Linked DNA regions of Homo sapiens: region 1 is linked to region 2. Evidence: chromatin loops called from intact Hi-C (ENCODE). Cell type or tissue: heart left ventricle. All regions are shown on one strand. Links, peaks and the distances in the headings refer to the core of each region. The heading gives the core; the rest is flanking DNA.

What was found. Hi-C counts contacts between places; a loop is a spot of excess contacts. Peaks named below come from ENCODE experiments on the same cell type or tissue, not always from the same donor. Only the 100,000 strongest peaks of a DNase experiment are listed, where the experiment ranks them.
Region 1: a loop joins it to region 2, with 2.4 times the contacts of the local background. A loop is called at or near these places in 4 of 110 quality-filtered maps.

The regions. Positions count from the first base shown.
Region 1 is chr3:181,357,961-181,374,999 of GRCh38, forward strand. All of the region lies in intron 3 of SOX2-OT (SOX2 overlapping transcript), which reads left to right. Among named protein-coding and RNA genes, the nearest start is that of SOX2-OT, 310 kb to the left of the region's middle. RefSeq lists an enhancer at 1,523-2,722. In heart left ventricle, for the core only: no CTCF peak of the experiment used is centred there; no DNase peak of the experiment used is centred there; H3K27ac peaks cover 825 bases.
Region 2 is chr3:181,547,490-181,564,528 of GRCh38, forward strand. It overlaps SOX2-OT (SOX2 overlapping transcript), which reads left to right. Exons shown (of 7, transcript NR_075092.1): 4 at 16,231-16,439. Among named protein-coding and RNA genes, the nearest start is that of SOX2, 160 kb to the right of the region's middle. In heart left ventricle, for the core only: no CTCF peak of the experiment used is centred there; a DNase peak (open chromatin) is centred at 8,372.

The DNA.
Region 1 (17,039 bases), core at 3,774-11,773, 190 kb before region 2:
TAAGAAGTGAATAAATTTAAAGTGTGTTTTGGAAACAAAAATCAACAGCACTTGATAAAGTGTTAGATGAGATGGTGAATGAGAGGATGGCATACTGCAGGAAAAACTGGGTGTATAAACAATTTCTAAAGACTTGTATCATATTTTCACCTTGAAGATCTTGGCCAATATTAGTTCACAATTCAAACGAGAATGAGAACAAGTATGTACTGAGTCATCAGTGCCAACTCCATGCTAAATGCTTTTGTTATCTCTTCAGTCCTCACCAGATCCCTGAGAAGGATCTCTATGTACTCTGCCTCCCCAGTTGTGATAGAAATGACACATTGTGGAGGACAGGGAGGGCCAGAGTAGGGGGCAGTGTGTACAGCTGGAAGCAACCCCATCATCCTTGCTCACCACCAGGCACTTTCATTGACTCCACCTCACTTCATCCTCATGACTACCATATGAAATATATATTCTTACCTCTGTTTTTTCTAATTGAGAAAACCAAAGATGTTAAATTAACTTGTTTGAGGTTATTAAGTTCATAGATGGCAGAGGCAGGCTTGAAATCTAGGACTTTTGATTTCTCCATACCTGTTTTGTTTGTTTGTTTGTTTGTTTGTTTGTTTGTTTTTTACCACACTCTAATGTATTATCAAACCCCTCTGCCACTCTGTGGGTATGTGCATAACAACACATTTGATCATCATCAAGCCCGTTTTCCGTGGTTTGTTGCACATCTATTTCTAACTCATAAACACAGTTGTAAAATGAGTCAACCTGAGAGAAATCAGACTTGTTTACTCATTTTGCAGAAATCTGGGTTTGGAGGCTTTCATTACCCCAAGGTTAGAAAAAGAAGGCTGCTATTGTAGTGATGCAAATGTGGTTCATTGTTCAAGTTGGACCGTATCCAGCAATGGATTCCATAAGCACCATGGCACTTTCCTCCTTTGCCCCCATTGGGTCTTATCTCCTTTATCCTGGGAGTGTTTGTGGCATCTTCACTTCTATTGTTGAGCTATAGGAAGGAGAGGGCTCATCTCAGCACTTCATTTGACAAGTCCAAAAGGAAATCAACAAAAGAATAAAAAAGTGAAGTGGCCTTATCACCCTACTCCCTCCTTTGGAGACATTGCTGCAATGAATACTTTTCCACAACCTGGACCTTTGGCCTTCTCACATGCACTCTAATTTTCTCCTGGGGCACAGAGATGAAATCACGATGACTTCCCCTGGTGGATGTGCTCAGAGTGGTTTTACGGGTCATGAATTAGCCTATCTGGGGAGAGAAGATCAAAAGTAAAATTATAAGTCTAGAGTTAGTAACTTAAAAGTTCTAAACGTGTGTTTGTGTGTACATATGTATATTATATAAGAGGGTGCCTTTGATGTCTAATCTGAATGCTATGTCAATGTATTTGTTTATAATTAGGCCAGACAAAAACAAGATAGAGAAATAAAGTTGTCACTGCAGGTGGCTACTGATGTGTGACAGTGTGTTCTGCATCAAATCAAATGCTGAATAAGATTGAAGAGGGGAAAGGCATAGAGAAAAAGGGGAGAAGACACTCTTGCAAAAGAAGGGAGAAACAGAAGCAATAGCTCCTTACATTTCCTCAGAAAGGGAGAGTGAGAAAGCTTGATTATTTTCTAGGAAATGGTATGTAGAAAGGTTTGGCAGGAGGTGAGTTTATGAGGGAATTTGAAAGTATTAAAGGGAAAATTACTTCTCTGAAAAAGCAAGAAGAGTACAGAGACACAAGAGCCAAGGAGAAGAAAGTTTTGTTATGAACATGCTTGAAGTTTTGCCGACATTCTGGACATATGTAAACAGAGTGCTCAATGGAACATCTGTCTGCTGCAGGTAACTTTCTTTTATGATATATTCACGTATGGTTTGCATTTTGTTTAGTTTCGAAGTTTGTGAAACATCTTATAAAACATTCCTGCTAAAGCATGGGTACAATGTGGACATCAGGAAGGCATGCTCAGTAGAAGAAATAGTAGAAACACAGGTAAAGACAGTAAAAAAAAGGGAATTGGAATTACAAGAACAGTGAGGAGTTCTGTTTCACTGGAGTATAGGATTCTTGATGTGGACTAGAACAGGAACTAGTCAGAAATTAGATTGGAGCAGCATCATGGAGGACTTAAATCTTAGTGTGAGATGTACAGTTTAGAATTTGTTCAATAGATAATTTTGTTCTGAGAACCCAGTGCAGTTTTGAGTGGATGTGTGACATATTCAAAGGTGTTCGCAGGTGTCTCATGCTCTAGAAAGAAGTCAAGATTAATGACAACAATTTCAGTGCCTTTTACATAGAGGTCATATTTGAAGGCTTGGGAGAGATTATGTGGTCCAGAAAGAAAACATGTTAGAACAGAGACTTAAAGAATGTTTACCCTTTTAAATAATCAGGATAAGAAAAGAGGCCATTGATGACAGAGGAGAAAAAGAATCTGGATTGCACATTATCGTAGGAGCCAAATGAACAGAAAGTCTTAAGAAGAAAGGATGGCCAGGCGTGGTGGCTCATACCTGTAATCCCAGCACTTTGAGAGGCCGAGGCAAGTGGATCACCTGAGGTCGGGAGTTCGAGACCAGCCTCACCAACATGGAGAAACCCCATCTCTACTAAAAATACAAAATTAGCCAGGCATGGTGGTGCATGCCTGTAGTCTCAGCTACTCAGGAGGCTGAGGCAAGAGAATCACTTGAACCCAGGAGGCAGAGGTTGCAGTGAGCTGAGCTCACACCATGGCACTCCAGCCTGGGCAACAAGAGTGAAATTCCGTCTCAAAAAAAAGAAGAAGAAGAAGAAGAAGGAAGGGTGTTTTCAACCATACTAAAAGCTGGGAGTGTGTGCACATTAAGGAGAATGTAAAGGGAGAACAGTTCATGGGTCTTGGGAATTTGTTGGTTCAAAAAGCATGATGAGTTCAAGACCACAGGGAAACACAGGTGTTGAGAGGTATAAACCAATTCCTTGTTCCATTTCTGTAAGGACTTGGAAGAGATCAACATGTTAGTAATTTAACAGAGGGGAAAGGCTCTTCTGGGTCAACACTAAAATTTTTAAAAACATACTTAACGTTAAGATGTTTTAGGGGAAAAAGCGATGAATGCTGCTGAAAGTCAGCAAGAGGCACTATAATTAGAAGTCATATCTAGAAACAAACATCTGAGAGGCAGTGGATTTGTCCTTTTGCAAGCTCTAATTCTTCTTTTTTTATTTGTAGAGTGGTTTTTCTTTAAAAAAAATTTAAAATAAAAGAATGTAGAGTAGAATGAGAATGATGAGGAGATGGACCATTCTGAATTTGACATTTTTGCCTTTTGTGGTCATAGCTAAGCCTAAGTAAGTATGAGCCTGAGGCTTTATTTCCTTGACTTCTCTGCCCTACTAATCAAGGGCTACGTATTGAAAGTGCTGAACAATGGAAGAATCGGAAGAGGGAAACCCTTTAGGACTGTACCTTTTACTCTATTTATGTCTATCCCCAAACCTATCGAGGCCTAACCCCTTCCATTATTCCCACCAGTCAAGCACTATTAGCGGCCTCCCTTGTTCTTTCTCATGCAAGGAAGGAGCTACAGATATGTTGGCTTACAGTTGACAACTTAGAGGATGATGTTTGATGTTGAGCCTGTACTTTCTTTTTTTTCTTTTTTTTTCGAGATGGAGTCTCACTCTGTTGCCTAGGCGGGAGTGCAGTGGCGGGATCTTGGCTCACTGCAACCTCCACACCTCCCAGGTTCAAGCGATTCTCCTGCCTCAGCCTCCCGAGTAGCTGGGATTATAGGCGCGCACCACCATGCCTGGCTAATTTTTGTAGTTTTAGTAGAGACAGGGTTTCACCATGTTGGCCAGGCTGGTCTTGAACTCCTGACCTTAGGTGAGCCACCCACCTCAGCATCCCAAAGTGCTTATACTTACTTTCTGAATATAAAATAAACTTGTCAATTATGTGGTTTTTAAGAGAGAGACAAGGGACCTTTAATAAAAGACACTTCTGAGGAACGTTTTCATTGTGTTAATATTTTAAATTACGGTTTAGTTTGGAACACATTCAGAACCTATCTCTACATCGTCTTTGTCTATTGAAAGATTTATATGTTTGTATATGTACGTGTATTTATTCACCGTTTCATTTTGCAGGAGTAAGACTTGTGTGGTTGGCCTCAGTCTTTCCACAGACATCTTGTAAGAGGATATGGTTTCCCCAGTCCCTTTGAAGTTACATTTGGCCGTATGACATGTTTTGGCCAATAGAATGTGGGTAGAAGTAGTGTAAAGCACTTTCAGACTGAAGGCTTAAAGCCTAGTATGTAATTCAACCCACTTCTCTTCCCTCTATCATGGCATCTGGTAATTCCCCAGATGGCAGCTTCTGTATCTGCCTGATCCTGGAGGGAGGACCACATGGAACAGAGATCCCAATCAACCCATCATTGACATATAGCTTGAGAGAGAAACATTTTGTTGTAATAAGCCACTGAGATTTGTACCTGTGGTACAGCTTTCAAGAACTTGTTCTTATGGGTTTAAAAATATTCTTGATTCCTGTGACTGAGTCATATTCTTGGTAACCTTCCCAGCCTCCAGTCCTGCTACCTGCTGATACCAAACAGCTGCCTGCCTGCTTTTTTTAGCATTTTATTCTGCATAATGTGTTGCAAGGCTCCTAACTGCTTATGTCACCCCAGTTTTATATTGTACTTATCTGACCCTTGCTTATCTATTACTTGTTACTGCACTTTCCAGAGATCCTCTTCCCTCTCATAGCCTGGACTACCCAGACCCTATATGTGTGCCATCCCCTAAGCATCTAGCTCACCCCAGTGTTTTGCTTTTGCCAGTTTCTATGGAATTAGCAATGCCCAACAATGTCTCTTGATGTGATTAACCTAAATGACTCTAAACTAATTGAGGGTAGGGTTCATGTCAGATTCAACACTGTAAATACCTCCTGTCTTAGAACAGGTGTTCTATAAACATTAAATGAATAAATGCACACTTGTATCGAATTTCATTAAAATTTATTCGAGTTTATTCAAATTAGAGAAAGATTTCCACCTGTTAAGTAGATTGGCTTCCATTGTGTTTCAAATTAAACCACAAATTAAATTTAAGGTAGAGTGTCTTTTGGTAAATTTTATCAAAATCATTCAAATTTTTTACAAACAAAGCAAAACCAGTCATTGCTGTCTGATTGGACATCAAGAGGTAAAACCATTATTTTTGCAAGCTTTTGCAAGCCATTTAAAAAATCTTTAGTAATTCAGTATAAGTAACTGCAGAACATACCTCTGGTACATCATATTCCATCTCATTGGCCCATCTCTGATTTCAGCTGTAATTAGAACAGACAGTTCAGTGCAAATGCTTGCCTTCTGCTTTTTGCCTCAGGCTATTTTCCAGGTAGGAGCCTTCTAGCAAGGTCAGAAACCAGGAAGTGTTGGTCTTTACTACCTCTTGGAGGAACCCTCAGCCAATGGATGAAGGGAGACACTGAATGCATCTCAGGCATTCTGAGTACTTTCCAGGTGGTCTGGCAAATCAAACCCGTTTTCCACAGCTAGAAACTTGATATTGAACCTTTATATTGACCTTTCTTTTTTCCCATCTATCACTCTCCCAGCTCCCTGACTCCTGTTTCCTGGCTTACCTTCTTCATGCAAGTCCTTATTTAAGACTCTCCTTATGGGGGAACCCACACTGAGAATGTAATACTCTTATCTAGTCAAGTACACAAATCAGCCTGTCTTGTATAGATCTTATCTGTACTTATTTCAAAGTGAACGTTTTGTGTTTTTAAATCTTCAGTCAATTACTATGCGCCTACTATGTGTTCAACACTGTGCAAAGTCTTATGAGAGAACACATAGGAAAAAAACATGAGATTTGCAGTCAGATCTGGTTCTAGTCTTGGCCTTGCCAAACACTATCTAGTACTTGGCAAATTACTTAAATTCCCTAACGCTTGCCTATAGGTTAGAGATAATAATAATGCCTCTTTCTGAGGAATGGGGAAAATATTGCCAACATTGTAATTATTAATGATAGTATAACACATGTAGTCTGCATTATCAAACTTATTGTATAATTATAGAACATCATCTTGCATTGCTCCCTACATAAACATACTGAAGGCATATAAAGGTTGCAAATGCATTGAAACCCTGTGGTGTATTTTTTATGTTTTTATGCTCAAAAATACATAACAGTGCTGAATACATATTAGTCAATTAATAAATTAATGGTTGAAAAAATTATAAGATCCTTGTCTAGACAAGTGGCACAATTAGGGTGCTCACCTTTCATTTTGGGTTATTTGTAAAGTGTTTTCTAGGTACTTGATTTATATGTTAAAGAAATTGAATATTGTTAGTTTTATAATTGTAAATAGAAATCAGTTTAATCAGTTTGTGTGTTTGTGTTTGAGAGAAGGAGGGAAGTGAAAAGGGAGAGAGAGAGAGAATCAATTTGACAATGACTGTTTACTTTTCCCCAAGAAACTATACCTTTGGTGGTTAAGGGAGGATGAGGTAGGAGACGAACAGTAGCATGCAGAATAAATCACTGTCAAGTGTTAGTTCATTTTAAGAACCCTCGTGAAGTAACTTAGTCAAGGTTCAACCTTGAAATTTGAACTAATTGATTCAGATGGCTATCCTAAGAAACAAAGCCAGCAAAGGCTAATGGGATAGAGGATGAGAATCAACATTTGTGCCATTACAATAGGTTGACCTCAGGTAGTCAATTTTCCAAGATATTATTGAAGTAACTTGGAATTTCCAAAGAATGCAGTGCTGTCTGGAACCACACAAAAACTAGAAATGTGTCTCTTTCGTGATGGAAAACAAACGTCCTTAAACCATTCCCTTCTACCTGGTGGGTTTATCTTTGTGGTCTCCGCTCTCTGTGAGCAGGAACACTTTACAGACATTGGCTGAGGTCTTTGGACCAGAGTTAGAACCAGGCTTTAAAGTTAGAGGGGTTGGTCCTTCCCTGTGGGCAGAGCCCCAAGCAGCAGAGACAGACTCATTTCTGGCTGTAGCACTTTTTGAGTCTGGTCCTTGGTAAGAGGAGAGTTGGGAGGAATAGACAAATTAAAACAGAAATAATTTAACCCTGATGTCAGGCTTCCCAGATTACTGCTGGTGGTATGTTAGAACATTTTAAGTGGTTTATAAATGAACAATTCTTACTTTTAAAATGTTATATGTTTATTTCAATGTTTATTAAGTACCTTCTATTTATAAATAATTGCAGTTATGGAAAATTAATTAATAAAAAGGAGTGAGCCAACACAAGAAATATTGACTGCTGTTCAAAGGGTGAGATTCATATGATGTGTGAGATGATTATAGGTGCTATAGCGATAAATATTTCTTAACCTCTAAAAAATTATACCTAAAACCTTTGATAGAAACATGAATAAAACTGTCTTAATTCTTGTTGCTTTATAATAAGTAGTGATATCTGGTAAAGCACATTTTTTCACTTTATTTTTATTTTTCAATGTGTCTTAACTATTCTTTTGTTTTTATGTTTTTTGTTTTTTCCTTTTCATGTCAATTTTAGAATAAGCTTGGTGCGCTGGCAAGCTGACTCTCGGGGGAAAAAATCTTTGATTTGTAGTGTTTGCAAATTTCCATGGGGGTAACCACTCCCACAGTGGGTGATTTCAAGCCACAGTGGTTTAATAATCAGTTCAAAGATTCCTGAATATTCAACAGTCGGGTCCCGTGATTTGGTGTGAGCTAGTATGAACTGGCGCACCTCATGAGTTGGTATAAGCTAGCTCCTACACCCCACCAATAACCTTGGCCAGCATTACACATGTACATGTGCACACAACACCACTGTAACTATTTTTATTTGGATTGCATTGAATTTATAGAGGCTTGAAGAGAATTGACATGTTTACTATAGTGAGTTGTTGAGCCCATGAACATGATATATTTCTGCATTTACTTAGGTCTTCTTCAGTTTTTCTCAGTGATACTTTATCAGTTCATTTTTCCTTTCTTCTTCGTAGTCTTTTTTCGTGATGTCCTACTCATCTTCTTTATATTTATATATAATATTTACATATAATATATGTATATTTATATATAATATTTACATATAATATATGTATATTTATATTATATTTACATATAATATTATATGTATATTTATATTTACATATAATATTATATGTATATTTATATTATATTTACATATAATATTATATGTATATTTATATTATATTTACATATAATATTATATGTATATTTATATTATATTTACATATAATATTATATGTATATTATATTATATTTACATATAATATATGTATATTTATATTATATTTACATATAATATATGTATATTTATATTATAGTTACATATAATATTATATGTATATTTATATTATAGTTACATATAATATGTATATTTATATTATAGTTACATATAATATTATATGTATATTTATATTATAGTTACATATAATATTATATGTATATTTATATTATAGTTACATATAATATTATATGTATATTTATATTATAGTTACATATAATATTATATGTATATTTATATTATAGTTACATATAATATTATATGTATATTTATATTATAGTTACATATAATATTATATGTATATTTATATTATAGTTACATATAATATTATATGTATATTTATATTATAGTTACATATAATATTATATGTATATTTATATTATAGTTACATATAATATTATATGTATATTTATATTATAGTTACATATAATATTATATGTATATTTATATTATAGTTACATATAATATTATATGTATATTTATATTATAGTTACATATAATATTATATGTATATTTATATTATAGTTACATATAATATTATATGTATATTTATATTATAGTTACATATAATATTATATGTATATTTATATTATAGTTACATATAATATTATATGTATATTTATATTATAGTTACATATAACATTTATATATAAATGTAAACTTTTTAAGTTTTGTTTTTTAAATATTTGTTGCTGGCATAAAAAGTGTACTTCTTTTTTTTAAAAAAAGGTTATATTAACCTATAGTCAACGTTCTTCTGTAACCCATATATACATTTTGAAATTTTATATATACCTTTTTTTGGATTTTTTTAATGTAAGCAGTCATACTTTTGTGTGAATAATATTTTTATTTTTTCTTTTTAAATCCATTGCTTATATTTCTTCTTGCCTTGTCACATTGTGTACCTATACAATGTTAAATAAAATGAGTGACTGCTGGCATTCTAGTCCAAATTCAGATTTCAAAGTAAAAGCTTTCAACATTTACTATTAAGCTGATGTTTTCATATAGAAATTTTGTTGTTGTTTGACTTGTTTGTGTTTATTTGTTTTTTTACATGCCCTTTATTGAATTAAGGAAGCTCCCTCCTGGTTTAGTTTGCCAAGGGTTTTTACTTATGAATTGTTGCTGAATTTTATCAAATGCCTTTTCTCCATCTAGTTAGATCATATGACTTTTTTCTTTTTTATGCTAATGTAAAGAATTACACCAATCACTGTTTTAATATACCAATCTCAAGTTCCTAGGTAAACTAGTAAGTGCATATTACTGGTTTCAGTTTGCTAGCAATTTGTTTGAAATTCTTATATCTATAGTCATTAGTGTGATTATCTGTAATTTTTTCTCTTAATATCCTTGTTAGATTTTAATATCAAAGTTATTCTGGTCTTGTTAAAGAAGATACAGTATGTTCCCCTTTCTGTAGCCTCTGGAAGAGTTTGAATTTATTTCTTCCTTAAATGTTTGGTTGAATTCACTATTAAATAAAAAGAGTAATATGAAAGAGTATAGGACTATTCAAGTTTTATATTTCCTCTTGTGTTAGTTTTGTAAAGTAATATTGTTAGACATTTTCATTGTCAACATTTTCAAGTTCATTTGGGAAAAAGTTGTTCATGATCTCTTGTAATCTTACAATGTCTATACAATCTGTAGTGATGTTTTGTTTTTATTACTATTTGTGCCTTTTCCTTTTTTCTTCATTAATAGCAATGTACGTATTTGGATTTTACTAATTTTCTCAAAGGAACAATACCTGAATTTCATTGATTTTCTCTATTGTTCAGTTTCAATATCATTGCTTTCTGCTGTTAACTTTATTTCTTCTTCTTTCTATTTTCTTTGGATCTTGTTTTGTTGTCTTCTAATTTTTTGAGATAGATGCATAGTTTATTGATTATGAAATTTTAAAAAATACATACTTCCAACACACTAAAGTTTTTTCCTACATGACTTTTGCTGCATCCTAGATATTTTGATATTTAGTAATTTCATTATTTTATAATAATAATAATAGAGACAGGGTCTCACTGTGTTGCCTAGTCTGGTCTTGAACTCCTGGGCTCAAGCGATTCTCCTGCCTCTGCCTATTATTTTATAATTTTCAATATGTTCTCTTCATTGAATCATGGCTTACTTGAACACGCAAGAATATTCCAGCAACATTTTTTTTTCAATTTCCAACTTAATTACTTTGTAACCACAGATATACTCTATAACTTCAGTTCTTTAAAATTTGTAGAACCTCAATTTGTGGCCAATTATATAATAAATTTTTGTAATGTTCCAATGTACTTGAAAAAATGTGTATTTTTTAGGTTTAAAATATAGCCTTTTATGCATATTAATTAGGTCATTTGCTTTCTGTGTTATTCTACTGTATCCTAATTGATTTTCTGTCTGCTTGCTTAATTGTTATAAAGAGATACATGTTATAATCTTACACTATAATTGTGGGTTTCTCTATCTCTTTTTGCTGTCAATTGTTGCTTTATTTGAAGGCGATTTTATTAGATACATACAAATACAGAATTGTTATCAAATGTCCTTTTAACTTTTTGCTTAAACACCACTTTATATGATATTATGGTTACACTGATTTTTGTTTGGCAAATATTTTACATCCTTTTATGTCTATATATTTTATACATGTCTCTTGTAAACAGAATCATAATTTTAAAATGCAGTTAGTGATGTTTGTCTTTATAGGTTTAGAAATTGGAATACTTAGTCTGTTTATATTTATGTAATTACTGATATGTTTGAACTTAAATCTACCATTCTGTTGTGTCCTTTCTGTTTCCTTACCGCTTTGCTTTTTTCCTCTTTTTTCTAGCCTTTGTTTAGATAGATAATTTTTCAAATTATTCCATATTCCCTCTATTTCCTCAAAAGCTATATACTCTTACTATTCTTTCTGTAGTTAGTCTAGAAATTATAGCATATGCTTTTTACTTATCAAAATCTAATACTAACTGGTTATTTGAAACTCTACCCAGATGATGCAAATAGATAAAAAATATTAGAATAATTTAATTTTATTTATTCCTATTTTAATTTGAATAATTTAATTCCATTTATTCTCCATTTTGAAATAAATATCATTAGTTTGTATTTTATGTATACATATTAAAAACTCAACGAAACACTGTTGTGATTCTTTGCATGGTCAATAATTATTTTGATTTACTCACTTACTAGCTGTTGTGGCCACACGTTAGAAGTGGGATGGCACCTCACCCAAATTTTGGTTTGGAGGTTGAAAGTGATTATGCTACACACATATCAAGAGAATATGAAAAAGTTTATTAGTCTGGGGAGAGCAGGACAGACCTCCCAAATTAGTCCAAAGATATCTTGAGAGATTAGGAAAAGGAGACTGGTTTTTATGGTAATTAGAGAGTAGGTCTGGGATGAGGGTTCTTCTGCATAAGTAGAGGTTTGCATGGTTTAAATATTTCACTGGCATCAAAGGAGGGAGTACCCAGGCTTTTTTATTAGCTTGCTCAGACGTGGAACGGAAGAAGAGGGAGGGAATGAAGCTTAAAAGCTTTCAGCAGTCAAACATCAAAACATGGAGCCAGACGCCTTATTACATTAGTGTTTCCATTGCTTTTCAATTCTTCCTACCTTTCCAGGCTTTCCTGTGGATTGTTTTCCTTCTGCCTAAAGAATATTGTGTAGTATTTATTTTAACATGTCTGTTACTGGGGAATTATCTCATGTGTTAATCTAAAAAGATGTTTTTTTACCATCAATTTCAGAAGATATAAAAATGACAGATGTTTTCTTTAACACTTTGAAGATATCATTTCATTGCTAGGTGAGGTCCTTTGTTTCTGCTGAGCAGTTAACTGTCTGTCTATTGTTGCCCTTTTAAAGATAACGTCTTTCTATGACTGACTTTAAAATTTTTTCTCCATTTTGGGGTTTCCACATTTTTATCATTTAGCATCTCAGTGTAGATTTGTTTTTCAGCTATTCTTCCTGGTATTTGTGTGGTTCTTAAATCTGTAAATCTGTAGCTTGATGTCATTCTCCAGTTTTAGAAAGTTCTCAGCTATTCTCACTTCAAAATTTGTTTCAGCCTGATTATATCTCTCCTCTTTTTCTTCAGCCTTATTTCTCTCTTTTCTTTTTAGAACTCAAAATATTAGAAATTCTCACTGTATCCTCTACATCTTTTACCTTCTTCTCTGTATTTTCTATCATTTTATTTTGACAGATATTGCTGAGAATATTCCAGTTAAGTATCTCCGTAATTGTATATGATCTATTAGACCCATCAATTTAATTTTTAATTTCAGTTCTTGTTTTCAGATTTAGAGTTTCTGTTTACTTTTTTCTTTGCAAAAAAAATTGTTAATCTTGTCTTTTATCTTCTAGAACATGGTAAGCAAATATATTTTATTATATTATATCATATTATTATTATTTTGAGACGGAGTTTCACTCTTGTTGCCCAGGCTGGAGTGCAGTGGCAGAATCCCGGCTCACTGTAACCTTCGCCTCCCAGGTTGAAGTGATTCTCCCACCTCAGCCTCCGATGTAGCTGGAACTACAGGCGCCTACCATCATGCCCAGCTAATTTTTGTATTTTTAGTAGAGATGGGGTTTCACCATGTTGGCCAGGCTGGTCTCCAACTCCTGACCTCAGGTGATCCGCCCGCCTCGGCCTCCCGGAGTGCTGGGATTACAGGCGTGAACCACAAAGTCTTTGTCTAATTATGACAATTTTGGAAGCCCTTATGGAATAATTCTATTGCTGGTGGTTTCTGCTAGGTTTTGCTCATCTTGTCTTGCTCCTCATTGAGCTGTTTAAAAAAGTTGTGCCAAACATTATATTATAGCTTAAAATTGCTTCTAGAAATAATTTGGTGCCCAAGATAATGTTATTTTCCTTCAGAAAGGCATCTGAGGGATTCTGCAAACCATCCAGGGGTACAAGCCCTCCTGAATGCCTGAAGGCTCTAGCAATCTGGCATTATTTTAATTTTACTTCAAGGATTAAGATAATTCAAGACTGAGCTGCAAGAACTTGTCTACTTCCTGTTTACCCTGTTCCTTAAAATATATTCCTTTGTGGTTTTATCCCCAAACAGGAGTGTTTATTATGTCTACTCATCATCTTTCAATAAGATTAGCCCATAATTTACCCTTTCTATATTGCTTTTCCCTTCACACTTGTTTTTAATATAAAAACTGTCTTATTATGTTATATATATAGTACTTTTTTTTTTGTATTTTACTTTGGACTAGAAACATTTCTTAAAACTTGTAAAACCATATGCAGCTTCCAGACCCTAAGCCATCCACTTACTTTGCCACTTTCACTTGAAATTTTGACATTTTTGTTTTGAAAATGTTTTGAAAATTTTGACAAATGTTCTAAATTTAGACAAACAGCCCTATCATATAACCTTCAATCAGAGAACTCTATAGGGTTCTAAATCAATTCCTATATTAAACTTATAGTTAAAAAGAGAAATCAGTAAGAAAAGTACCTAAGAGATTCCAGCCAACTGAAAAACAAGGATAAGAATTATCTGCTCCTAAGTCATATTCTTTGTTTTTGATGCAACCAAGTTGTTTGCTAGATATATATCCTGTTACCTTATTCGCTACCACCTCTGAAAACTGTTGCATCGAAGCCTTGCCCATACCAGTGTTCTATGAATAATTTTGATATTAAAAAGTTTATAGAAGTTGCATCATAAAAAATAAAACAGAAGACAAAGCCAAAAATTGATCATTTGAAAAGATCAGTAAAACAGATATGCCTCTAGGAAGATTAATTAAGAAAAAGCAAAATGAGAAGGGACAGATAAATAAAACATAAGGATTAAAAAGAGGATATAACTATGGATAAAACAGAAATTTAAAAGTAAATAAGAGGATACAGTGAAGAACTTTATTCTAAGAAGTTTGAAGACTTAAGTAAAAGAAGAGAAAATTTAAAATTTTATTTTATTGGAACAGACTCAGAAGGACTGCAGAACTACATAGGTCAATGGCCATACAAAAATTAAATCAACAATCAATAATCTTTAGAAAAAAAAGAGACAGACCTAGGTTGTTAAGTATCTTCTGATGAATTTGTAAGCAACAGACAATTCCAATTTTCTATCCATAGGTTACAAAAATATGAAATGCTCATTAACACATTTTATGAAGCTGGTATAGATTTAATATTGAAAACAATGATAAGGGGTAGAATAATACAAGAAGGGCAAATTATAGGCAGATCTCCCTCAAATATGCTAGGATCCTAAATAAAATATTCTCAAACTATTTCCACCCATATATAAAAGATTAAAAACCATTACCAAGTTAAATATATCCATAAATATAAGGTTAATATAATGCTAGAAAAATATAATATATATAAAAATATATAGTTTGTCATGTTTACAGCATAAAGGAGAAAAAGAAAAAACTACAACAAACATGATGTTTAATGGTGAAATGTTGAAAGCATAAGTAAATCAGAAAAAGAAATTAATACAATACAATAAAAGGCAAGAGGATTGGGAAGCAAGAAACAAAGCTGCTCTTATTTACAGGTGATGTAACTCTTTAAAAATAAATCTGAAACAAACTTTTTGTATTAGTAGGGGATTTTGGAAAGGTTACCAAATATAAGATCAATGCGCAAGAATCTATTCCATTTTTAAATAATTAGAAATTATAATTTTGGCTGGGTTTGGTGGCTCATTCCTGTAATCCCACCACTTTGGGAAGCTGAGGAGGGAGGATCACTTGAGCCCTGGCATTTAAAGCCAGCCTGGGCAACATAGCAAGACCCCATCTCTACAAAAAATAATAAGAAAATTAGCTGGGTATAGTGGCACACACCTGTAGTGCCAGCTACTTGGGAGGCTGAGATGGAAAGATCACTTGAGCCCAAAAGGTGGATGGAGGCTACAGTGAGCTGTGATCACAGCACTGCAATCCAGCCTGGGTGACAGAATGATACTCTGTCTCAAAAAAAAGAAAGAAAGAAATTGTAATTTAAAAATAGGATACAATAAAAGTTAGGTATACAATTGATTTTCAAGTTGAAAAAATAAAATTTAATTTATATCTCACACCATACACATAAATAAATAAATTTTTAGTGGATTAAAGACTTCATAATGAAAAGCAGAATTTTAAAATTCTCATGAGAAAATTTGGTACTATTTTTATGACCTTGATGTAGGCAAGAATTATTTATACAAGATATATAAAAAGCACTAACTACAAAGGAAAATACTGACGGACTTGTCTACATTAAAATTTAAAACTTCTATTCATCAAAAACACCATTTCAAGAGTAGAAGATCAAGCCATATCATAATTTGAAGAATATATTTGGAACACATGCAACGAACAAAAGAATAGTATTGAAAATGTATACATATTTTTAAATGGCTCCTAACAATCAATACAAAAATTACAAATAATTCAATAAAAATATCTGCCAGAGGGATATATAGACATTTCACAGAAGAGGACATATGAATGTCCCACAGACAAAAGCAATATGTGAACAGAGAAAGACAAATATAAGTCTCAGTGAGATACCTACTTGGCTGGCAATTGTGTTGAAGTCTGACAATACCAAGTGCTGTCAAGAGTGTGAAACAATGGGAATCCTTAAATATTCCTGGCTGAAAAAAAAATTGGTATAATTGCAGTATAAAACAAATTCAGCATTATTTAATACATTTTAAGATATGTAAAACTATGTAACTAAAAAATTTTCTTCCTTGCATATATTCTAAAAAACATTTTCATGTGTCCATTGGAAGACATACCTGTTTTTTTCAGCATGATGTAAAATAGCAAAAACCTGGAAACTGCTATAATAGGTAAATTTTCATATATTTATAACAATGGAATACTATAAAGCAGTGATGACTAAACAACATCATACACATTAACACGGATGAAAGTCATGAATAAAATCTTGAACTCTAAAAATGTTACATAATAATACATATTTTATGATTTTTAAATATAAAGTTAAAAAACATGTAAAGCAATATAATATGTTCAGGGACTATGACTGATCATACTGTTTACTCAAAATATTCACTATCCTTTTTACTTTTGTTGTGGGTAGCACTTCCTACAATACTGATGTCCGTCTCAGCCATGTGACTGATTTTGGTCAAGAAAGTGTTAGCAGATGCAATAAATGTCACTTCTGAGAAGAAGCATTAAGAATTATCAGTCACATGGTTCTACTGTCACCCTCCTCTGTCTGCCACAAACATGGTATGTTCTGGTGTAAGGCTACTCTTTTCATCCTAGATTCTGGAAGAGGACATAGGAAATAAAGCTTCAAACAATCCACCACCAACTATGTAATGTGAGCAAGAAATAATTTTTGGTTTTGTAAACAATTGATATTTACATAATTATTACCTCAAAGTCAATGCTACCATAACAAAACTTCTAAAACATGTGCAACTGGCTTTGTGGCAGAGTGGTAGGTAGCAAAGAAACTGATTTTAGAGGATAAAACATGGCAATCTATTATGCAGTGGTGAAACACTTAATGAAACTTTAGCTGCAATAACATGCAAAGCAGATAATATATTGAATGACCGTGTGACTTTAGGTAGGGAGATTGGAAGACAGAATAGTACTAGCATGTCTTGGTTGCTGTTGGCTGCATTCGACATGGTGGTACAGAAAAACTAG
Region 2 (17,039 bases), core at 5,211-13,210:
GAGTCATATGGTCATTCTGTTTGGCTTTTTGAGGAACCTCAAAAACTGTTTTTCACAATGGCTGTACCACTTTATATTCCCACTAGCAATATACATGGGTTCCAATTTCTTCACATCCTTGCCAACACTTGTTATTTTCTGGGAAGTGTGTGTGTGTGTGTCTGTGTGTGTTATAGCTATCCTAGTAGGTGTGAAGTGGTATCGCATTATGATTCTTATTTGCACTCCCCTAATGAATAATGATATTGGGCATCATTTCATGTGCTTATTGATCATCTGCATATCCTCCTTAGAGAAGTATCTATTTAAGTCCTTTGCCCATTTGTTAAATTGGGTTGTCTTTCTATTATTGAGTTGTACGAGTTCTTTCTATATTCTATATATTAAACACTTCTCAGATATATGATTGGCAAATATTTAATATTTTCTCCCATTCTGTAGGGTGTCTTTGCACTTTCTTAATAATGTCCTTTGATTCACAAATGTGTTTAAGTTTGATGAAGTACAATTTATCTGTTTTCTCTTTTGTTGCTCGTGTGTTTTGTGCCATATCTAAGAATTCGTTGCCAAATCTAAGCTCATGAAGATTTATCCCTATGTTTTCTTCTAAGAGTTTTATCATTTTGGTTCTTATATTTAGGTTGTTGATCTATTTTTAGTAAATCTTTGTATATAGGATAAGGTAGGGGCCAAACTTCATTGTCTTGCATGTGGAAATCTAGATGTCCCAACACCATCTGTTGAAGAGATTATTATTTCTTTATTAAATGATCTTGGTACCTTTGTCAAAATAAATTGGCCATAAATGTTTGGGTTTACTTCTGGACTCACAAGTCTACTCCATTGGTATATATATTTACCTATTTTTATACCAGCACCATACCGTTTTGATTTCAATGGCTTTTAAATCAGAAAATTAAATTTTAAAGAGTGTTTTTAAGTCAGAAAGTGTGAGTACTCTAACTTTGTTCTTCTTTAATAGAGATTGTCTTAGCAACTCAGGGCCCCTTGCAATGCCATATGAATGTGAGTGTAGGCTTTCTCATTTCTGCAAAAAAAAAAAAAGCTATTAAGATTTTGATATGAATTACATTGAATCTGTAAATAGCTTTGAGCCATATTGACATCTTAGCAATGTAAATCTTTCCATGAACATGAAATGTCTTTCCATTTATTTAGGTCTTCTTTAATATAGTTCAGAAATGTTTTCTAGTTTTAAATGTCCAAGTCTTTTACCTCCTTGGTTGAATTTATTCCTAGTTCCTTTATTCTTTTAGATGCTATTTTAAATGGAATTACTTTCTTAATTTCCTTCCCAGACTGCTCATTGCTCTTGCACAAAAACACAATTGATTTTTTGTTTGTTTGTTTTTGTTTTGTGAACTGACCTTGTACTCTGTAACTTTCCTGAATTTGTTTATTAGTTCTGGTGGTTTTCTTGTTCATTATTTGGGATTTTCTATACATAGAATCATGACATCTGTGAATAAAAATAATTTTACTTATTTCTTTCCAATTTGGATGCTTTGTATTTCTTTTTCTCATCAAATTACTCTAGCTAGAATTTCCAGCACAATGTTGAATAGCAGGGGTGTCAGTGAATATTCTTCTCTTTCTCCTGATGTTAGTGGGAAAGTTTTCAGGCTTTCGCCATTGCCTGTGATGTTAGCTATGGGTTTTTCATAAATGACTTTTTTCATGTTACAGAAATTTTCTTCTATTCCTAGTTTTCTGAGGGTTTTTATTCTAAAAGAGTGTTGGATATCATCATGTTTTGAGTAGACAATAACTGGAACAGAAAATAACTCTTTGCTTGGTCTCTGGTTCTCTTATCATACTGAAATTTATGGGTCATTGCTCATCTAACAGGAACAAGAATTAGACTTGGCCACAAGAGGGAATCACTTCAGATTCTGGCTAGTATTTGATATATAATCTTTGCTGCTGACCTGTACAGTTCTGCATTCTTAGATCATGATTTATGTCACTTCTGCCTATGAATCCAGACTATACACATGCCTTGGCCCTACACGTGGGACCGGGTCTTTTGACTCACCACAAACACTCTACAGTCTCTCATCTCAGCCCTAATCACTACATTGACATTGAATGCATGCAGAACCCCAGTTTCTACAGTAAATGATTCCTTCCCACCTTCCCCAAGCTGTGGCCCGTTGCTCAGTCCGTCATAATCTACCAAGCCTTAAGTCAACCTCTCAGCATGTCTTGTCAAGCCTCTATCTCTCTCTTCCCCAGGCTTTCTGGGCATTCCTGCTAACTTGATGGTTGTGGTCACTCTGCCTTGAGAGCCTGTCTCCACAGAGTTCTCACTGTCACTCACACATCACCACTTCCTAGTCTCTTCTCTGGGCTGATCCAATAATAAACTCCAGCCATCTTTGATTTCCACCGAAAAAAACCTCTTCATACAAGGTATATGTGTAGAGCAGACCACTAGAGGTTTGGGGAGATGGTCTGTGTTCATAGCACAGTAACAACAAAGCAGAATCTTAGATTCCATCATTCTTAAAAAATACCCTCAGCTATCTGTGCTGCTTGGGGGTGCAAGTCTCCCACAATATTGCATATGCCCTTCTCTCTTTCATTTCACTGCTCACTTTATTATGCAGAAAAGTTTAGCTCTTTTTTAAAAATCTATTCTAAAGTAGATTCTGGCAGCCCCATTGCACATCAGCAGACTTATTCTTGTGCTATGTCTCACTCTTTGTTCTTCCCTCCAGCCACAGGAAAAGAGCAGAATAATATCGATGTTTTCCCCTACTCTTATCAATTAGCCTGCCTCCCTTAGAAGAGGAAAAAGGCTGCAGTCATCTTGGGTTTTAAATAGCAGGGTCTCTCTCTCTCTCTCTTTCTCTCTCTCTCTCTCTCTCTCACACACACACACACACACACACACACAAACACATACACACACACACACATAATACAGTTTGAATACTTAAATACCTTATACTAAAATATAAGATATTGTATATAATACCCTGATCCCATAGTCTCCAAACTGTGTACAGAGGTGGCCCAGGGCACCACAAGTGAATTCTCAGAGGTGTCATGAGATATTTTATATTTTTGAGGGAGTCAGACACCATGCAAACTACCAGCTCTAGGTGGTTCATAGTTTTAATGTTAGACCATACTACATTCCTTTTGATAATTTCATATCTTTGCAACGCTGAGTTTTCTGTGGTTGCTTTGATAAAAAAAAGAAGTAACATTCTAAAATCAATGTGTAATAAGAAATTAGAATGTTGGGAACCGATCTGATTCCAAGGATTGAGAAGTTTTGCAGTGGTCAACTGGTATAGACATCCCATTAGTAAGTAATTACAAATATTTTGGAATAAAATATAAATATTTTTCTTCATATATATACACACACATACACATGTACATAAATATATATTTATATGTAACTTTTTAAAATATTACTAAGTTCTTAAGACTTGCTTTTTAATAAAATATTAAAACCTTAGGACTTTACTATTTAATAAAAGAATCTACTAAGTATTTCCTTTGGCCTGGGATGTTGTGAAAAAGATACCAAGAAAGTCTGAGGAACTTTGGCTCTACTTTTTTATACACATGACAACTAAAAAAAAAAACAACAACATATTTAACATTACAAAAAAAAGGTAACTAGAGTAACTAATACAAACATCTAGGGAAATCATTACTGTAGAAAGCATTAATTTATGAGAACATTATTGTAATTAACATTACCTCCTTTTTAATGTAAGTACCTGAGAAACTTTAAAGGGCATTTCCATTTGTGCTGCTATAGCAAAATATCTGAAACTGGGTAATTTATAAATAATAGAAATTTATTTTTTCATAGTTTTTGGAGGCTGCAAAGTCCAAGATCAAGGCATCAGCAGGTTCCTTATCTGGTGAGGGCCCAATCTCTCATTCCAGGATGGCACCTTGCTGTGTCCTCCAGAGCAGATGAACATTATATTTTCATAGGTGGAAAGCAGAAGGGCTAAAGAACAAAAAGGGGTGACAGCTCCCTTGAACTTCTTTAACAAAGGAACTCAACCCCTTCATGAGGGATCTGCCTCATGACTCAGTCCCTCCTAAAGGCCCACCTCTTAACACTATTGCATTGGCGGTTAAGTTTCAACATATGAATTTTTGAGGGGACACAAACGTTCAAACCATAGCAGGTATAAATCAGGAAAGTCTCTGGAGAAAGTCAAACACTAATTAATAAAATTGTTTGGAGAAACAAGCCACTATGGTTAGTTAAATCTTTCTCATCAACTGAATGTTAATGAAAAATCTTATGTTAATCCTTTTTCTGAAAGTTTAAAAAAAAAACATGTTGGCCATTTGTCTGTCTTTGTATGTACAATTTGCTAAATATAATTTAATTTTCTTTTGGTGACAAAGTAAGTTAATAGGAGGTTAAATTATTTTCCCAGTGCTAAAACAATAGTGAGTGGCAGAACCAGCATTTGAAACCAGACATTCAGGCTCAAGCACTTGGATGCTGAGCTCCTCTCATTAGCATCAGGATCTTTGGTCTGATCAGCAGTTATTTCTGGACCATAGGTGTTGGAGGTATTAAACATTGGCTTGAATATTACTTAATTAAAGGACACCCCCCTGGAATTCAATTTTTGAAAGTACTAGTGGAATTGTAAAAAAAATAAATAAATAACTAAACTAGAAGTCAGAGCCTTAGGTTTAAATGCCAGGTCTACCACTTCCTGGCATTTAAACCTTTTTGATCTCATTACCTTTCCTATAAAGTGGGTTGTTGTTACAATCAAATGAGACAATACATAAAAGAGTTCTCTGCACATTGTGAATATTGAGCATTAACATCATTTCTTTTTCTTATTTGACTCTTTCTCCTAGAAGTGGAGTGTAGAAAGAAAAAAAAGGCTGGATATGGTAGCTCATGCTTGTAATCTCAACATTTTGAGAGGCTGAGGCAGAAGGATCACTTGAGCTCAGGAGTTCAAGACCAACCTGGGCAACATAGCGAGACCCCATCTCTACAAAAAATAAAAAATTAGCTGGGCGTGGTGGCATGCACCTGTAGTCCCAGCAACTTGGGAAGCTGAGGTGGGAGGATCTCTTGAGCCTAGAAGGTCAAGGCTGCAGTAAGCCATGATCATGCCACTGTATTCCAGCCTGGGTGACAAAGTGAGACCCTGTCTCAAAAAAAAATAAATAAAAGAAAGAAAGAAAAGAAAAATAATAATAAAATAGAGAGTCAATTACGTGACTCTGTCTACTCTATATTATAGTTATTCACATACATTTCCCCCGCTATATTTTCTAAGTCACGCTATATTTCCCATCACCCCCTGAGCCCGTCATTAACCTTTGCAATTCTCATTTGCTGAAGAATAGTGACTCATTCATAATTTTAAAAAGAATCAGTGGAAAGCATAATTGGGTTAACCCAACAATTCTGCTTCTAAAAGTACATACTAAGGCAGTCTTTCCCAAAGTGCTAGGGGGGAACATTAATTATATGAGAGATCAATGAGGATCAATACGTTTGAAAAATGTCATATATTAGATTCCACCTTAGAAAGTCAATGTTAATGGGCATATGTATTAAATGCTCTGAGAAATACTGCAGGAAAGAAGTTCGTTCAATTTGTTCTACCTCTTCATTTTCGAATTCATTGATCACCCTCCTCCCCACCAACAGATGATTTTTTACCTAACAGCTATGTTATACTGTTTAAGAGTATGAGCTCTGGAGTCACATTGCTGGGTTAAAATTCTGCCCAGTACAACTGTTAAGCCATGTGACCTGACTTCTCTAATCCTCACCTCTCTCATCCATAAAATGGAAATAATACTAATCAAACTTTAAAAATTTGCGAGTATTGGATAAGAAAATGCACGTAAAACACATACTAAATGTTCAATACATTTAGGTAAAGTTGTTAACATTACTCAAAATTAGTGTTTGTAGACTATAATTTGAAAATGCCATCGTAAGTAAACAGATAAAAGAACAAAAATGCATATACAAGTAATTGCTGAGGGTCTATAAAGTGCTACTGAAAACAGGAAATTTATTGTAAGGCTTCCAGGTAGCATATGTCTGTGAAAAGGAAGGAGATTATTTGCAATCTTGGCAATTTGAGTTTTCATTCAGTTAGGAAGGACCAGGCAGCTGCTGTGGCCATTGCTGGGATCTGCTGATGTCTCTGTAGATGTTTGCAGGCACACAGATGGTCCACAGGACAAAGGAAAAGCTGGTGCTCAAAGACAGATAAAGGAAAGGCAGAGAGAGAAGGGAGTGCTGACTGCTGCTGCTCCTCTTACCCCGATCAGTGGAAGGGAACACCTGTATCTCCATTAATTCAGTCTCCTTCCTTAGCTCATGGAGAGAAAAGATGTTCTTCTTAGAAGGTACTATTGTCAAAGAAAGATAAATCATATTCTCTATCTTTAAAAATAAAGTAGAGAATTATGTAGTAAAAACAAAAACTGATTTTCTTCTAAAATACAGGGTTAGGTAAAATCATAAAAGAAGACAATACAGAGTAATACAGTAGGCTTCTTTTAGGTTGGTGGGTTAGAAAATTCCTAAGGAGAAATTAAGCAACTAATCTTGCTGTTGTTCATGTATTCGTATGACTATTACTTTTCCATACAGCAAAGTATTTTACATGCTACTGAAAAACTTTAATTACAAAAACACTTCAATGTAATTAATAACAATTTCTTCGCATTTACACAATGGGAAAATGGAAGATTTTCTCTATGTTAATGCATAGTTGGCAAACAAATAGTTAGTTATACTTGACTGTAATAATCAAATAGACCTTTTGTCTTAAACAAAATGAAATATTACATTTTCTACAATGTACTTTGGCTACATGCTTTTCTATGATTAAGCTGTCTCTTCAATGTGTTAGTCACACAATTCATACCTGGATAAGGTTGTATGGCTCATCAAGAAATCTTTATGTGACACAGAGTTACATAAGTAGGCTGCCTGATGTATTATTTCTTTTCTGAGTGTGATGATGAGCATTTGATTCATTTGTTCATGTCTCTCTAAGAATGATTTATCAATGTCAATGACACTTAGATATCTGACAGCAGTTAATGTTGCTTTAAGTAAATATGGCAGCCCTACTAAAGGTATCCAGGGAAAATATTGCTTCTTATGTGGATAAGTTCATTTAGTTAGTGACTGAAACTCTAACAAGTCAACCTCAACAGCCTATTGTATTTTTTGTAAGCAAACTGGAGAAACTCTCTGGAGTACACAAAAAGTATTCCCTCAGTTCAAATGTTACAGTTGTATAAATCAACTAGCAGAGCCAAGAAAAGTAATGTAAGCCTGAACTCTTGGTTTTTTCCTTTTTTCTTGCATGCAATAGCAGTTTGGTGTTTTGTTCTGACATTAAAAGCATCTTAAATTAGAAACTACTGTTTTTGTACAAATTAACGTATGTAATTTTAACTATGGCATCTTTTTTAATTCATTAATATAATCAGATATTATGCCATCTTCTGATAGTTCTCTCTTGAATCAGATCAATCTCAAAACTTTGCTCTTGCAAAGTGCTGCAGAAGTGAAGCCAGCTCCTTCAGCAGGATCTGTTTGGCTGCCCAGCCTCACTGATGTGAGGGAAGGGAAAAACAGGCAGTATAGAAGCCTCTCCAGGTGGGAGGGGCTCAGAAGTTGATAGGTACAACCTCACAATGTCAGAAATTGGAATTTGTTGAGATTACAGGTGAGGAGATAGTGCCATGTTAATTTTTTTTTCTTGGAAGTTAGTGCTGCATGCAAACAATCATGGATGTATATTGGTACTTATTCAATTGTCACTGAAAAAAATGTGTTCTTATTGCATTCTTCTGACCAGAAGGAGATTTTTCAGTGGGCGCTTTTGCTAGGGCTGAAGAAATATGAATCCTGTCTTTCAGTGTCCCAAAAATACCAATATATTTTATTTCTTGGTCTTTTGTTATCTGTTATTCTCTTTCCTTTTTACCTTTTTTATTTTAAATACTCTCAAGGTATTTCTGGGTTGAGGAAAGTTGACTCCATGCAGAAATCAAAATGTATCACTCTTAATTTCCAAAGCAATTGCATTTATCTGTAGGCAAATACCTAGAAGTCAGGTTTCTTTGACAATTAAAAAAATAATAATGGGTAAAAACATTCAAATAGCATAAAGGGCTTCTGTGGCACTGTGTTCTGTGTTGTTGCAGCATATTAATACAGAACTCTTCAGAGTCTTAATTCACTTCAGCAGCCCCTGTAAAAATTCATGCCAGAGAGTGGGAGAGAAGGTTGGCAGCCAGAGGACTAGAAGCCAAATGCTTCCTCACTGGCAGTGGCATCTGGATAGGAGGTTGGCCTGCCTCCGGGACTCTTGGCCAACAGCACTGTTGTCTATACAGACGGCTGTGTATCTGTTCAAGAGTCCAACAACTGTGTGTGTGTGTATTTTGGTAAGCTATTATTTCTGGGCCAAAGATTTCCATGGCATTTTTGCATCTGTTGGCACCAATTCTATATTTGGCTCCCTTCATTCCCACCCGCTGCTACTTTTTAGTTTTCTGATCAAAAACATTGCACATAAATGGAAATGTATTAAGGGGAGAAAAAATATTTTTAAAGATTTTTCTTAAACCCAACAAAGCATATATAGACATGACATTGACTTTATTCCAGACAGGACATTTTCCTTTCCACAAGCTATGAATAATGTTAAAATTCTAATCTCAGTGCATTTTTCTTGATCCTTTAGATAGAATCTAATTATAGAATTATCAGAAGTTACTTTAATCAGCAATATACTGAACCATTAAGAAATGCAAAGTCAAGCTACTCTTTCAACGTTTCCAAAGGAATAATCATTTTATAATTTTATAGAATATAGTTAATGCAATATGGTACCAAGAGTTGCCAAACATCCAATCAACTGGCTTGTCAAAATCCTTTACTGTGCAAGGTTACAACCTCTTAGCCTTTTAAGGTTCTACTATCCCAAACTTATTTGTTTTGAGGATATTTCTACACTAATTCAATTCAACTAACATCTCTTGGATGGTCCCTTTATGTAAAATGCTGGGGGATGCAAAATTGAATAAGATGTCTGCCTTAAAGTGTTCTTTTTTAATGAAGAAAACTGAGAACAGACTTGTCAACAAGTAACAAGAACATCAGAAAAAAAGACATAAAAGTCAATGGAGGTCCAAAGTACATTGCAGCACATACCAGGAATGTGGCAATAAGGAAATGAACTCCATTTTTATGTGTATCTTCTGGAAAAATTTTAGTTGAAATTAGTGTTCTAAAACTGGAAGGGTCCATGGGAATCATGTAATTCTGAATCTCTCCTCTACATTTTATTGATGAGGACACTTATTTGGTCATGGTCTCACAGTGATTAATACTAGGACACAGATCCAGTTCTCTCAATGTTACTCCTCTTGATTTTAGAATTAAGACATACTTAAAATGAAATTTGCAGGAAAATCTTTTAAAATGCCATGGCATAATTTCATGGAATAATAATGAACAGTAAATAATTCCCATGACTAGGGAATCACTATGTGATGTAAATGAGAAATGGAATAGAGTTCCTGCAATCACAGACATTTCTCTTTGGCTAGAGTGGCTAGAGCAGGACTCCTAGAAAGATCACTCAAAAATGACTTATAGAGGGCTGGGAGGCTCATGCCTGTAATCCCAGCACTTTGGGAGGCCAAGGCGGGTGGATCACCTAAGGTCAGGGGTTCAAGACCAGCCTGACCAACGTGGTGAAACTCCATCGCTACTAAAAATACAAAATTAGCCGAGCGTGGTGGTGCATGCCTGTAATCCCAGCTACTTGGGAGGCTGAGGCAGGAGAATTGCTTAAACCCAGGAGGCGAAAGTTGCAGTGAATTGCATTTTTGCCATTGCACTCCAGCCTGGGTGAGAGAGCGAGATAAAATAATCTTCTGCTCTAATTCAGCATACCAAGTGCCATGTCTATAGGAACAGAATATTCCTATCGTATTTCTCATTGACAGGTTAATAAATTAGATTTTTAGGCTTCTGCATCAACCTTGTGCACTTAATTAATATGAGTTCATTCCTAAAAGATCTGTTCTTGAGCAGGCTAACATTAGGCTTCTGCGTGTTTATGATGAGGGTCACAGTTTAACACCTTGCTTCTCAAAGTATGGTCCTCAGGCCAGCAGCATCAGTATCAGTAGGTAGCCTGTTGGAAATGCAGAATAGACCTACTAAATCAAGAATTTATTGTCTAACAAGATCCCAGACAATTTGTATGCATTTGTCCCGGGTATTTCTAAAATTTGAGAAACACTACTCTCGAGCAGGAACAAGCAAAATTTTTCTGGAGAAGACCGAATAGTAAATATTTTAGGTTTTGTAGAATATATGGTCTTTGTTGCAACTACTTAACTCTGCCGTTTTAGTACAAAAGCAGCCACAGACAATATGGAAACCAATGAGCATGGCTATGTCCCAATACAACTCTATATGGACACTGAAACTTGAATTTCATATAATATTTATATTGCAAAATATTTTTATTTTTTTAACCACTTAAAAACCTTTCTTAACTTGCAAGGCCTTACAACAATAGAGGGCAAGCCAGATTATCCTACTGGTAATAGTTTGCCCATGCTTTGCTCTGGACCAGAGAAAACTCCATTAGGATCAAGTCATCCTATGAAGTCAGGCATTCCCTATTGACCCATCCCCAATTCCCATGTGCCAAGTGAGACTTTTCCTCTTTAAATTTCCAGAGATGGGCTGGGTGCGATGGCTCACACTTATAATTGCAGCACTTTGGGAAACTGAGGCAGGAGGATTGCTTGAGCTCAGTTCGAGACTAGCCTGGGCAACACAGTGATACCTCATCTCTACTAAAACGGAAAAAAAAAAAAAGGTGTGATGGTGCAAGCCTGTAGTCCCAGCTACTTAAGAGGCTGAGCTGGGAGGATCACCTGAGCCTGGGAGATCGAGTCTGCAATGAACCGTGATCATGCCAGCGCACTCCAGAGTAGGTGATAGAGTAAGACCCTATCTCAAAATAAATAAATTTTCAGAGATAGAATACCTTTTTTGTTTTTATCAAACTTGATAAAGTATAATTCAATACTTTTAAATAATTTAACATTTAAATTAAGACATTATAGGACTACAGGAATTCTGGAATATAGATGCAGAACTTGATAGAGAATTAGCTGATTCTCTGGGAACTGTAACATAATTTGGAATATCAATGTTCTAGTCAAACAAGCAATTTCCACTTTGTTTCATGTGGTTACCTGGGTTCTCTGACCACAAGCAGCAATGAAGAAGTGATATACCAATGAACCCTACTACAACCATAGACTCATATGCACCAAGGATGAGCAAAGTTTAGGTAACAAAGTGCAGAAAGAAGCAGGCATAGACTACCTATTACCTAATTTTTAATCCATGTTTATATGTCCCAAATGGCAGGAATATTTGGTCTCTTAACTCCCCGTCACCATTTGTGCAGCAGGATATCCACTTGGAAGCATGCCACAATCACCAGTCAGCCCTGCCACCGCTTAGTTCATCTGTCAGCCACAGAAATATTTTGGCCACCATCACTGGGTTTATTTTTTCCAGTGAGATAAGGCAATTGACCCTGCACTTCTAATGAGTGGTATAAAGTAAGCTGATAGATTCTGAATATCATTCTTACTGACTGAATTATTAGATCTTTTTCTCCTCAACTGGATTAACAACAAAAAAGTGTTTCAATCATGATACTTTAAGTAACAAGTTTAGATAACAATAAAGCTCCCATATGTGATGTATGTAAGTTTCTAGACATCCATTTCACATTAATAGTTCTATCATCTGAAGGAATGTTTACTCTTTTTATTGTCATGACACAAATTTCTAATTTTATGTATTTATCCCCAGTTCTAAAGTTTGAAGACACACACATAATCACCTGAAGAACTTTTTTTTATTTTTTTTTAAGACAGTCTTGCTCTGTAGCACAGGGTGGAGTGCAGTGGCGTGATCTCGGCTCACTGCAACCTCCACCTCCTGGGTTCAAGCAGTTCTCTTGCCTCAGTCTCTCAAGTTATCTGGGACTACATCTGTGCCACCATGCCCGGCTAATTTTTGTATTTTTAGTAAAGGGGTTTCACTGTGTTGGACAGGCTGTTCTTGAACTCTTGGCCTCATGTGATCTTCCTGCCTCGACCTCCCAAAGTGCTGGGATTAGAGGCATGAGCCAACGCATCCGGCCCAGGAACTTTTTAAACATGCCCATGAGCAAGGGGCTCCCCAAAATGAATAGAAGCAGAGTACCTAGTGGTGGGTCCTGGCATCTCTATTTAAAAAAAAAAGTCTACCTCGCTTGACCAGTTGCAACTTTTGTGCCTCTAAGAAGTATCTGAATAGCTTAGAGTAGCACCTTGGGATATCGACTACCCTGGGATATTACTAATCTTAGTCTTTACTCAGGAACAAATGAGCGTAATCTTGTTTTGCTTTTTAATTTTCATTGTTATTTTGGAGTCTGTGGAGAAAAAAAATAATTTAATTGGTGTTAAAGCAGTTCATCATATGAAACAGAATATGAAAATAATCTGACTATTCAATTTCAAACTGTTGTATTAATAGTAATTAAATTGTTAATCATTGAGCCATGTCTATGCCAGGCACCATGCTAGGGTGCTTTACATACATTATCTCATTTAACCTTCTCAGTAACCGCATAATACAAGTTGGAAATGCCCTCACATTGCACTGCAAAAATGGAAAGATCAGACAGATTAAGTAACTTATCCAAACTCACAGCTAGTTAGCAGGACCACAATTTGAATCTATGTCTTTAGGATTCCAAAAATCCACAATTTTAATCTCTCCATATATAATTCAAGAATCCAAAAGAACCACAGTTAAGGCAAATAGCGTCTTTGACTATGACCTAAAAACAAAAAATAAATTTAAAAAATAAAATAAAATAAATTGGGTTCCTTTCATTACTTACACTTTGCTTGCCTGTGCACATAACTCGACTCTTGGTTAATCACCAGTTAGCTCAAACAGGTTAATCACCTCTTGACCAATCTGTTTGAAACTGGTCAATTCAGTAGAAACAATCAAGCTGGCAGCAGTTTTGAATAGCTGCCTCAGGAAAATGGTCCCTTCAATTCTGGATTGAGACATGGGGTTGGGATAACTCACACTGCCAACGTTTCCAGGGAAAATATCCAATGCAAGGAAGGAAGAAAGAAACAATTAAAACTAAAAAACAAGCGAACATCACATATCTATATGTTTGTGACTATGGTTTTTAGCATAAATATCCCTTAATAATTATTGTACATACATGTAAATGGGTATAATGAATATATGTATGTATGTGGATATGTATACACACACACATACACACACAGATTACTAGCAGGTGAGCATAAATTAAACCAAGTGTGAATCCTGTTATTTTTTAGTCTTTCTTCCACACCTGGTGAATTTAAACCCCTATAGGTCATCTTGTCAAAATACAATTTAGTTCTGAAATAAAATAACAGAACGGGAACAAACACGATCCATTAAAACTCACTGCCAATGTTGCCAGATAACTACAAAAAAATAGAGTGTCTCAGACAGAAATATCAATAACTTTAATGCGTGCGATTTGTTAACAGGGAAGAAAACAAGCAAACTTGCTCTCCGCTGACTGTCACTAATATTTATTCGTCCAGTGACTGTTAATCAAACCAAGTTTACAGTCCCGTACAGCACCTGTCACAGGTGCTGATCATTAATCAGCTATTACAGCAGTTTATTCTGCTGCTGACAACTCGCAATTTTCCACTGATTCAGCTAGTTTGTCAGGTGGGAATTATGGCATAGCGCATGTGACAAAACACATCACCCTTTTTTTTTGCATTTTCAGGCTTCTCTCTCCTGCTTTCTCCCCCTTTTTAGACAAACAATATCTGGGAACTCAGAAGTAATAAGGCGGAATGCATAATTAATTACCCAGCTTGCTCTAATTAGGGATGAATAAGTTGTGTCCCTCTCATCATCACAAATGTGGTGATGGGTAATACCAGTTTATGCTGTATTAACTGCAAATATGCAATCCTTCTGAGAGCACTTTTGTTGATGAATTTGATGAATGTGACAATAATTAGCAGAGACAGATGAGAGCTAAATTACTACTGACAATGTAATGCTATCCTGCTCGAGGGCCTGGGAACGTGGCAGGATAACATGGCAGGGACCTGGGCCTCGTTTCTAATTAATAGTCTTTTTTTCTTTTTCTTTTTTTTTCTTTTTTCTTTTTTTTTCTTTCTTTTTTTTTTTTGCCAGTGGGGGAAAAAAGGAGTAACGGTAATTGTTTTCCTCAAAGGCTGCAGGGAGTTATCAGGGTAATAAAGTTAATTAGCAGAACAAACATCCTTTCACTGCCTTACCAGTCTGAGGAAAAGAGGGTAATTCAGACTGCAGAAAGATATGACTAGATGGGATGATAAGAAAAGAAATCTTACACAGGAGGCCAACAGAGAATGATTTTCTCCCTTCATTTATTTGGCTTGATGCATGGAAAGAAATTAGACAGCCTCTTCCTTCAGGTCACAAAGTTGCTCATGTAAAGGACTTTATTGTTATGATTTTGAGTTTGGGAAATAAAGTTAGCTTAGATAAACTCCACTGTTTACTTCTTTCTTTTCTAGGTAGTGATAGGTTTGTTCAATTTTATCTTTATTCAAGTGCATTTTCCTAATGTCCCAGACGTAGAAGTGAGTTCTAATATTTGCCAAAGAGAACATTTGGCTGCACTTTGACTTACAGAAATCTGTTTTGTTCTCTGAATCTTTTGGAAAAAGTAAGAAATTGTTCAGCAATTTCCACGAAGTAGTACTCTTTATTTTCCTGTGTAAATTTAAAAATCAAAATGAGATTTTTTTAAATGTATATAATCTAATTCTATTTTTGTAATCTCAAAAGTCATCTTTATTAAAATGTGGCAATATTGTCATTTCTGTCGTGGCATTGTAGATATATGAGTAATCAATCAAAAAGGTGAATAGTTCAATGAATCTCAGTTTTACATATAGCTGTATTCAGTTTGGTCACATTGCTTAACATAAGTAGATTCAACATAATGGGAAAACATCCACCAGACATTCTGAAGACTTTGCAAGTTTATTTTTTCCTATGAAGATCATAAGTGGTTGGCCCCCTTCAAACATCCTACATCTGAAATGACTGTTTAGTATGAAGTAAATAACACTAGGATGAAAGCCTGAAGCTTTCTAAAATAATATCCACAAGGAGGTGTCTATGATTTTTACTCCTTTTAGGTACATTTCCAAAAATTTTCATTTTATGCTTCATAAATCATTACATATCTAAGTTCTACATATTTACCATGCATATAAATGTGCACACATTCATTTATTGTTAGAGCTAAATGAAACACCTTTCACATGACTGTGTGTTTAATTCTAAGTTAAGAACATAAGGAGTTAAGTGGTGAATTTCTACTTCTGTGTTTGACAGTATGGCACCAGGCTGACTTTTCAACAGAATCCTATATGGATAGACTTCCATGAAAAATGGGTGAAACTTCTAACAAAATGGCCTTTATTCCTAATATCCACATTACTAAAGTACTGTACTAGTCCCTAAGGACAAAAGTAGTATAGAGGACATAACACTGAACTGACTGAGTTGTTTACTGGCTGTGCTACCACATGTGTATGACTTGCATTGTCCTGTCATGTCCCTTATCGTTGATTTGCTCATCTATAAAACTGGTTACCCTGCCCTGCCAACCTCATAGGATTGCTATCGAGCATACACACACACACACACACACACACACATACACACACACACACACTCTGTCTCTCTCTCTCTCTCTCTCTCTCTTTTAGATTGCTATGTTTTACCTTGTATCCTTAGCAGCATTTTTAATTTTTTGCCATATAATCAAACTTTACCTTTACGTAGAACTAAAAGAAGCATTCCATGCTACTTTCCAACAACGTGTAACATTTTAAAACAAGTTCACTTACCAAAAGGGAGACAAACTGAAAGAAGTAACACAAAAATACAAATGCAAAATTGCTTTTTTCTAGAAATGGTCTAAAATTTTTATTGTGAGAGAAAGAATAACAGGGAACACATTTGTTTGTTTCCTTTGGGACCTAAGACAAACGTATTGAATATTCTGGTACTTTCCCCTCTAGCCACTACTTCCTTCATTGGACTGCAAGGTATTTCTGTTTGGAAAAGTAATGGAGTCCAGTCAACTTCATTGATCGCCAAGGACTGTCAAAATTATAAAACTTGCTGTGGAGCTCTGACATGCCAGAAGCCGCTAGAAAAAGAAGTTTGACATTCAGAAACTTATCAAGAGGTTCTACTCTTTGGATAGAGACCAAAATCATACTTTGAAGTAAGTAGTAATTTCCAATATTAGCCCATTGGGTGAGCTAAAAATGCCTTAGTTAGATTTGCCAGAATTAGAGATTACATTTGTTAGAATTAGGGGTTCACTAATTAGATGCCCTAGGCACTAGCCATATGTACTATTGGTATTATTATGAATCTTTAGGAATTTAATTCTTTCTTTGCCTTTTTTACTCTGAATTCCTAAATCATTGTTTGAAAGAGTATTTTGACCAATGCCCAGTTTATAAGGGTTCTGGGGCATTTTTGCTTCTTGTATGAGTTCAGTGGAGTGTTAGTTGGCTAACTAATTACAAGGGACTAAAAATAAACCATGGTTTATTATTTTCCAATTTTGAATTACAAAATTATTTAAATGTCTGTAATCGAAGTGCTACATTACTATGTAATGAAATTACAATACAGCTTAATGATATTAGGAAACTGCATGCAAAAAAATATTTGTACACAAGGTGGTGATGTTAGCAACCAACTACAGTACTTTTATTCTGCTAAAAAACACAATAAATAACAACAGATTACTTTCCCCAAGTGATCCCCAAAGGGCATCTTTAGTTGTTCATATAATGATAGCATGTAAGGGCAC